Regions from separate parts of the Homo sapiens genome. Here region 1 is linked to region 2. Evidence: chromatin contacts called from ENCODE Hi-C data. All regions are on one chromosome and are shown on one strand. The core of a region is the stretch at or near the end of the contact, and the rest is flanking DNA. Distances in the headings are between cores, read along the strand shown. Region 1 overlaps LOC105378305 (a long non-coding RNA gene). Region 2 has its middle 80 kb from the start of PRKG1.

Region 1 (3,510 bases), core at 858-3,357, 1.7 Mb after region 2:
GTCAGAGTCAGCAGGGCTGGCAGAGGACAAATTGTGGATCATAGCTGTCTTTTACTTCTTCTCACGAGATTGCATGTCCCTAGATACCATCCTAAAAGCATTGAAGAGGTAAGAAATCCAAAATGATTGTTTACCCTTAAGAGTGTTTTGTCCGGGCACGGTGGCTCACGCCTGTAATCCCAGCACTTTGGGAGGCCGAGGTGGGCGAATCACGAGGTCAGGAATTCAAGACCAGCCTGGCCAACATGGTGAAACCCCATCTCTCCTAAAAATACAAAAAAAAAAAAATACTACCCAGGCATGGTGGTGCATGCCTGTAGTCCCAGCTACTCAGAAGGCTGAGGCAGGAGAATTGCTTGAACCTGGGAAGTGGAGGTTGCAGTGAGCTGAGATCGTGCCACTGCACTCCAGCCTGGGTGACACAGTTGAGACTCTGTCTCAAAAAAAAAAAAAGAGTGTTTTAACCTGAGAGCCTTTAAAACCACAAGAGACAGAGTTACTGTTCATCAGGTTTTAGGGTTGTTTGTTTGGGATTTTTTTTTTTTTAATCAGCATGATGGAGGGCAAAATAAGGTCAATTATAGAACATAACAAATTACTATTTTTGTACAACTTAATTGGCGTGTGTAAATGTTAACCTGGCTGTAGAAGTATCTGTATGCTGTTCAACCCCCTTCTTTCCTACCTTATACAAACTCTCTCATCAACACAATGTAGAATTTACTTTTTTCACTATCCCTACTGGTAGTAAAGATAATAATATGTACAGAAATTTAGCAGATATGAGTCAAATACAATCAAAATGTTTCTTGAAACATTAGGAGAAATAGGAAGTATTTACATATGAATCAGGCAAGAGTGAAAAAGAAAACCTTATTCTCAAAGAAAAACTGCCACTTTGGATGGTGGTCAACTGGCATGGTTTATTTTGACTACCATCCTCCATGTATTTAATGAATGAGGCAAGCCCGTTGGCTTGTTACAATAACAACTTGGCAGTTAGACATCCTCCTAAACAATGTGCCAGCTTGAGAGGATAATTGACAATGCCACACACTGTGATCATTTATAACCCTGGGGTGTTCTTCTGAGATTTATTTTTAGTTATTTGATGACACAATTTTCCTGATCCACAATATTTTGCTCTTTTCCCCCAACGTTCGTATCTGACCAAACCACAAAATGAATGCTCGATAAATCATCTCATATTCTTGCCACTTAAAAATCTTTTCTGCTTGTTTTCTTAAACTCTCCACTTGTTTGCTGCTCAGATGTACCTCTTATTTTAAGAAGCTAAAGAGGCAAATAGTTTTTAATTGCCCTGCAAATATTTACATCCTATACATCCTGTGATTACAGCAATTACACTTATCAGTTTTCCACCCCCTGCTAAAGTAACCGCAACATTATCATGAGGAAATCATGAAAAAAAAAAAAAAAAAAGCTGCAGCACACTCATTCCACTTTGAATATAATGGAAGAAGAAATGCCCATCCTTCACTAACTTGAACTACAAGATTATTTTCCACCCTCAGGAGGAACTGGTCTTTTCCCACCACTGATGGGCCACCACTGTTGCAGGATTTAAGTGTTACCTCGGAAATACCAAAAAGATAGTTCTATTACAATGTTGTATCCTATAAATACTCGAGTTATGCCTGTAATTGCCTTGAAATACATTGCCTGCTGTGCTTGCTTATGTCCAAGAGCAGGTTAGAAGGTCAGACTCAGACCTTTTGTAGCCTTGATAACTGGCTGTTACATGATTATGAAGTGAGTGGGAGAAGAAGCAATAGTTAATATTTGTGTTTCATTCACCAAAGAAATCCTTCTGGAACTCTTCATGGGATAATGATGAAATTCATTCGATTCATATTTGCATTTAAAGTATTAAGGTTTTTTCAAAAATAAAATATATAGCAAGGGCAGAAATTTTTGCTCGCAAATAGACCTTTCTAGTAATTTCAGTGTCAGATGTTGTATAGACTCTGTGCCTCAGACATTTAATGGCCTTTTCCCTGGACTCTTGCTCTTGGAATAGATTAGATTTAGAATCTGAAAATAGCAATGCCAATGCCAGGCTGGGTGGGGAGTACTGTGTGGTTCTGCCAAAGTACATGATGAGCTGTTCCCTAAGTAACTGGGTCATTTCTGAAATTCACGAGGGAAGAGGCACACTTGTGTTCTGTTTGCATGGAACAACAGTGACATCCAGTGCTAATACCGTTGATGTGAGCCTGAAATAATAACATCACATCGGCTGGTGTGGTGGCTTATGCCTGTAATCCCAGCACTTTGGGAGGCCAATTTGGGTAGATCACCTGAGGTCTGGAGTTCAAGACCAGCCTGGTCAACATGGTGAAATCCCGTCTCTACTAAAAAAATACAAAAATTAGCCAGGTGTGGTGGCAGGTGCCTGTAATCCCAGCTACTTGGGAAGCTGAGGCAGGAGAATCACTTGAACCTAGGAGGCAGAAGTTGCAGTGAGCCGAGATCACGCCATTGCACTCCATCCTGGGCAACAAGAGCAAAACTTTGTTGCAAAGAAAAAATATAATAATAATAATAATAATAATAATAATAATAATAATACCATCACATCATTTCTTGGTAAATGAACAAATACAATGACAAGGGAAATGTGGTTAAGGTTAGTGTCTTCACTAATAGCTGCTAATAACAGAGACAAATGCTATTTAAGGTTAGGGAGAGCATTTACCTAGCACATCCTAGCAGAAAGCAGTGTAGACTTCGTTTCATTTCCAGCCTCACTTCTGGGAAATACTGGCAGGGCACTTGGACCCTCAGCACCCTCTCAGTTTATCTCTTGGTACTCTCTCTTTAGTTTTGCTCCTGTAAGATAGTGGCAGGGCCCTTGAACTTTCAACACTCTCGGTTTATCTCTCAGTACTCTCTTAAGTTTATCTGTAAAATGGAAATAATGATGCCAGTTCACCATTTGACCACAGATGCTTCAAGCTCAGCATAAAGTCATTTGGAGTTGTCTTTTCTCCAGAGGGAAGATAAATATTCAGAGACATCATGAAAGCATGGACATATAGAGGAGCATTTGGACATACAGAGAAGTCCAAATTGCTTGTAATGTTATTGGGACTATTTAAGATTTTATTGCAGATTGTCTTCTTTCTGGAGAGAGTCATTTCTTTGTTCTCTATCATGATTGAGAAGGCCACCTGTGGTCTATCTAGTTCTTCACACAGTGTAGGTGCTTCTTACATTGCCTTGTGTTGGGGAAGACCCACCTTCTGAGCTATAATATAAATTGTTTGTCTATTTGCCTATTTGTTTGACTTTGGCAATAAATATCTCCTCAATAAACGATCCTCTAATCCATCTAGCATTTATTGAATAACTATTACAAGCAAGCATAGTGCTAGGCCCTGCTCATATATTATCTTTAATTTTTACATTATTCAACTAAGGTGGATTCTGCCTTCATTTTATAGGTAAGAAAAGTGCAACTTAGAGGCTCTCAATAATTTGCTCACA
Region 2 (3,249 bases), core at 231-2,730:
AAGAGCATGTCCTTTCCACTGTCCCCATCCAGGTCAGCTCCAGGGCGCTTAGTGTCTGCCACTGGCCCACTGCACCTCCTCCGTGTCTGCCTCTGGAGTCCCTCTTGTGTATTGATTATATGGGATGGGGAGCCAGGGAGGCTGAGCAGCGGTTCAGAGTTATTAGAAGAAGACCAGGAGCTGGGAGCCAGAGTGGGGAGAAAAACAGGAATCAGGCAGAAAGGACTCCTCTTAAGGAATTGTGGGACCTTCTGAACAGCCATCTCAGAAGACAGCTTTCAGATTTCCTGAGTGACATAGTGACATTCCACTTACGAATTAACACTGTGTACATGGCACCTTTGGGCCCATCTTGCCTTGAAAGTCCCTGTTGGATGGAACAGTGGCATTTTCCTTCCTTTTCTCAGGACTGCAAACAGACCTAATATTTGGCCTTGCCCTTGCCTGGGAAGCTGCTGCTGAGTCTTGTCTCAGCCGGGCTGTGCATTCCGAGCGGCTGCCCTGCCCTGCGCTCAGCAGCTGGAATCAATCTGCCCACCTCCTTAAGAAGCCACTTCATCAGCGGTCACCCGGCAGCTGCTCGCCTCCCAGGGCTGCCGGGCTAGGGCTTTATCGCATTTTTGAAATTTCAGATTTCTGTGTCTGGGCTATGCCCCTCGAACAGTAACAGCACCGCTTTGCAGCAGGGAGGAGATTTCACCAGGATATGGAGGGGACAGGAGAAAAGCCCTCCTTCCCAGAGTCCACTGTCATTCAGGATTTGCTCTCAAAGAGGCAAGAAATCTCTAAGAATGAAAGGAGGTGTTTTGTTGTTGTTGTTGTTGTTTGTATGTACTGGGAGGAAATGGCTAATCTTGGGTATGCACACATCATCCTTCTTCTGTCCTTCTCTCTTCCCCTCCCTTTCCCAACATTTTCATGTTAGGGGTAGGAACATTCATCATGAGTGGATCATGCGCAGTAGCCGTCAGTGCATATTTGTGTCTATAGCAAATAGCTGGAGTACTTTTCTACTTCCTCTCTGTGCTGATTTACACTGGGAGTGAGGGTAAACTTTTTCCCACTCAGCGTTTAGTTTCATACTTTCAAATAGAAGTGTGGAGTTTATTTTCAGCAAGCTGACTCATTAGAGTTTAAAAAGTTTTGACAGGTATAATATATGGGGAGAGTAAACATTAGAATTATGTACTCTTCTTGGCACTTAAAGAGACAGTACTAAATTGTCCTTGGCTAGATACCTTATTTTGGCCAAGAAAGGAAATAATTTATTAAAGGATTTCTGGGATACAATATTTAATATGAAACAAGATACTTTTAAAATAAAAATTGTTTAAAAATGTTCAGATAAGGATTTGACAAGTAGATATTCCATCACCTCACCTGTAATTTTTTTTTTTTTTTTTTTTTTTTTTGAGGCGGAGTCTCGCTCTGTCGCCCAGGCTGGAGTGGAGTGGTGCGATCTCCGGCTCACTGCAAGCTCCGCCTCCCGCGTTCACGCCATTCTCCTGCCTCAGCCTCCCGAGTACACCTCACCTGTTTTTTGTAAAAGGCTGTGCCGTTCTGAAGGGCATGCTGGGGCTGAAACAGAATGCGTTATTGCAAAGCTTGTGTTCAGTTATGATTTCTGTAGCATTTGAATGATAACTATTCATGCTACAGATTCATTTCAAACTTTATCAAAATACCCAGTTTTTATACCAACAAGAACAGAAATGTAGCCTGAAAGTGCAGTCGGCCCCTTCTATCCATGGGTTCCACATCTATGGATTCAACCAACTGAGGATCAAAACTATTCAGGAAAAAAAAAAAAAAGAATGATTGTGCCTGGACTAAACATGTATAGCCTTTTCTTCTAAACAATACAGTATAACAACTATTTACATATAATTTATATTGCATTAGGTGTTATAAGTAATCTAGAGATGAGTTAAAGTGTATGAAAGGATGTGTGTAGGTTTTATGCAAATACTACACCATTTTATATAAAGGACTTGAGTATCTGTGGATTTTGGTATCCTCGGAGGTCCTGGAACCAATCGCCCATGGATACTGAAGGATGACTCTGTAGGAATTTTATTTATTGAAAAGAGTGATGAAAAACTTTTGCCTATAAACACTGCTTCAATGAATGATTACAATCTTAAAAATTTACGTAATAGGTGACAAAAATATCTTAAGCATGTATCGTAGACGAAGGAAATGGAATTCATTAACGACTGTAATCTAGTCAGTCCAATTAGCCAGATTTCTATGTGTCCACAGAGGGTATAATGCACAATCTCCATTAAGAATGATCTAAGTATCTAAGGAATGCTTAGATGAAAATTATACTAGGAAAGGAAGATCTGAGCTCTCAGCATAAGTATCAAGTGTACAATACGATGATCATGTTTAAAAAGAACATATCCGACTTATTGCGGTACTCATTTTTAGATCCCTTAAGAAATGTCCAGTAGGGATCAAGTGATTATCTTTGAAAACTGCAAGCTGTTTTGGATGATGGTGATGATATTTTACATTTATATTTTAAATACTGTTTTTCTGCCAAAGAACTCCAAGTGTTTTACATAGATCTCTGTGAACTCTTGATTTTCTTAATGAATATACTCCACATCAAGAATTACCTATTATCCTTAATCCTTTCCCTTACTCTTTTTGCATACACCCAAACTCCTTATTTTGGCTGCCTAGTTAGCCAGTGTATGCTCAGGAACCGCACACAATTTTTTAATGAGTTTAAGGAAAGGCTAGAATCAATATTAATCTGTTACAGGAATAAAAATAGACGTATTCCAGACACATTTGAGTTATTCTTGTCATGAATCGCTTGATTCTTGATAATGTAAATTGATCATTTGGAACTGGAACTTCCTTTCACTGGGGCATGGATGCCTTGGGATGGATGCCCCAGAAAACTCATTACCTTTTGTCTCTCTGATCCAATTCACATTTGATTTGACCTTAGGACGAAATCAAGGAGTTTGGCCTACTTCTTATATAAGCAAGGTCAATGAAGTGAGTAGGTCTTAGCTGAATTCTGGGTCCAGAGTCAATTATTTATTAACTGATCATGTGGAAAATACACAATGCTATAAAATAGCAATGAAAGCAATAATAGAGATAGCTAATCTTAGCAATCTTAGAGCTGTGCTGAGCTATTTACCTGCACTAGCTCATCATTTTCTCACAGCAGCCCTAAAAGACGTCCCCACTTTTCAGGCGAGGAATCTGAGGCTTGAAGAAATTTAA

Evidence for each region. Hi-C counts contacts between places; a loop is a spot of excess contacts on that map. Pooled maps may share reads with other maps.
Region 1: a pooled map shows a loop between it and region 2 (5-fold over the local background). The contact joins two enhancer-like sites. A Hi-C loop is called at or near these places in 7 of 50 pooled maps.

Annotation. Positions count from the first base shown.
Region 1 is chr10:52,651,569-52,655,078 of GRCh38, forward strand. All of the region lies in intron 1 of LOC105378305 (a long non-coding RNA gene), which reads right to left. Among named protein-coding and RNA genes, the nearest start is that of MBL2, 120 kb to the right of the region's middle. Within about 2 kb of position 2,108, at least 4 of the 41 ENCODE cell types and tissues checked have a DNase peak (open chromatin) inside an H3K27ac peak, as active enhancers do.
Region 2 is chr10:50,993,016-50,996,264 of GRCh38, forward strand. It overlaps a transcript of PRKG1 not described here. Among named protein-coding and RNA genes, the nearest start is that of PRKG1, 80 kb to the right of the region's middle. Within about 2 kb of position 1,481, at least 5 of the 41 ENCODE cell types and tissues checked have a DNase peak (open chromatin) inside an H3K27ac peak, as active enhancers do.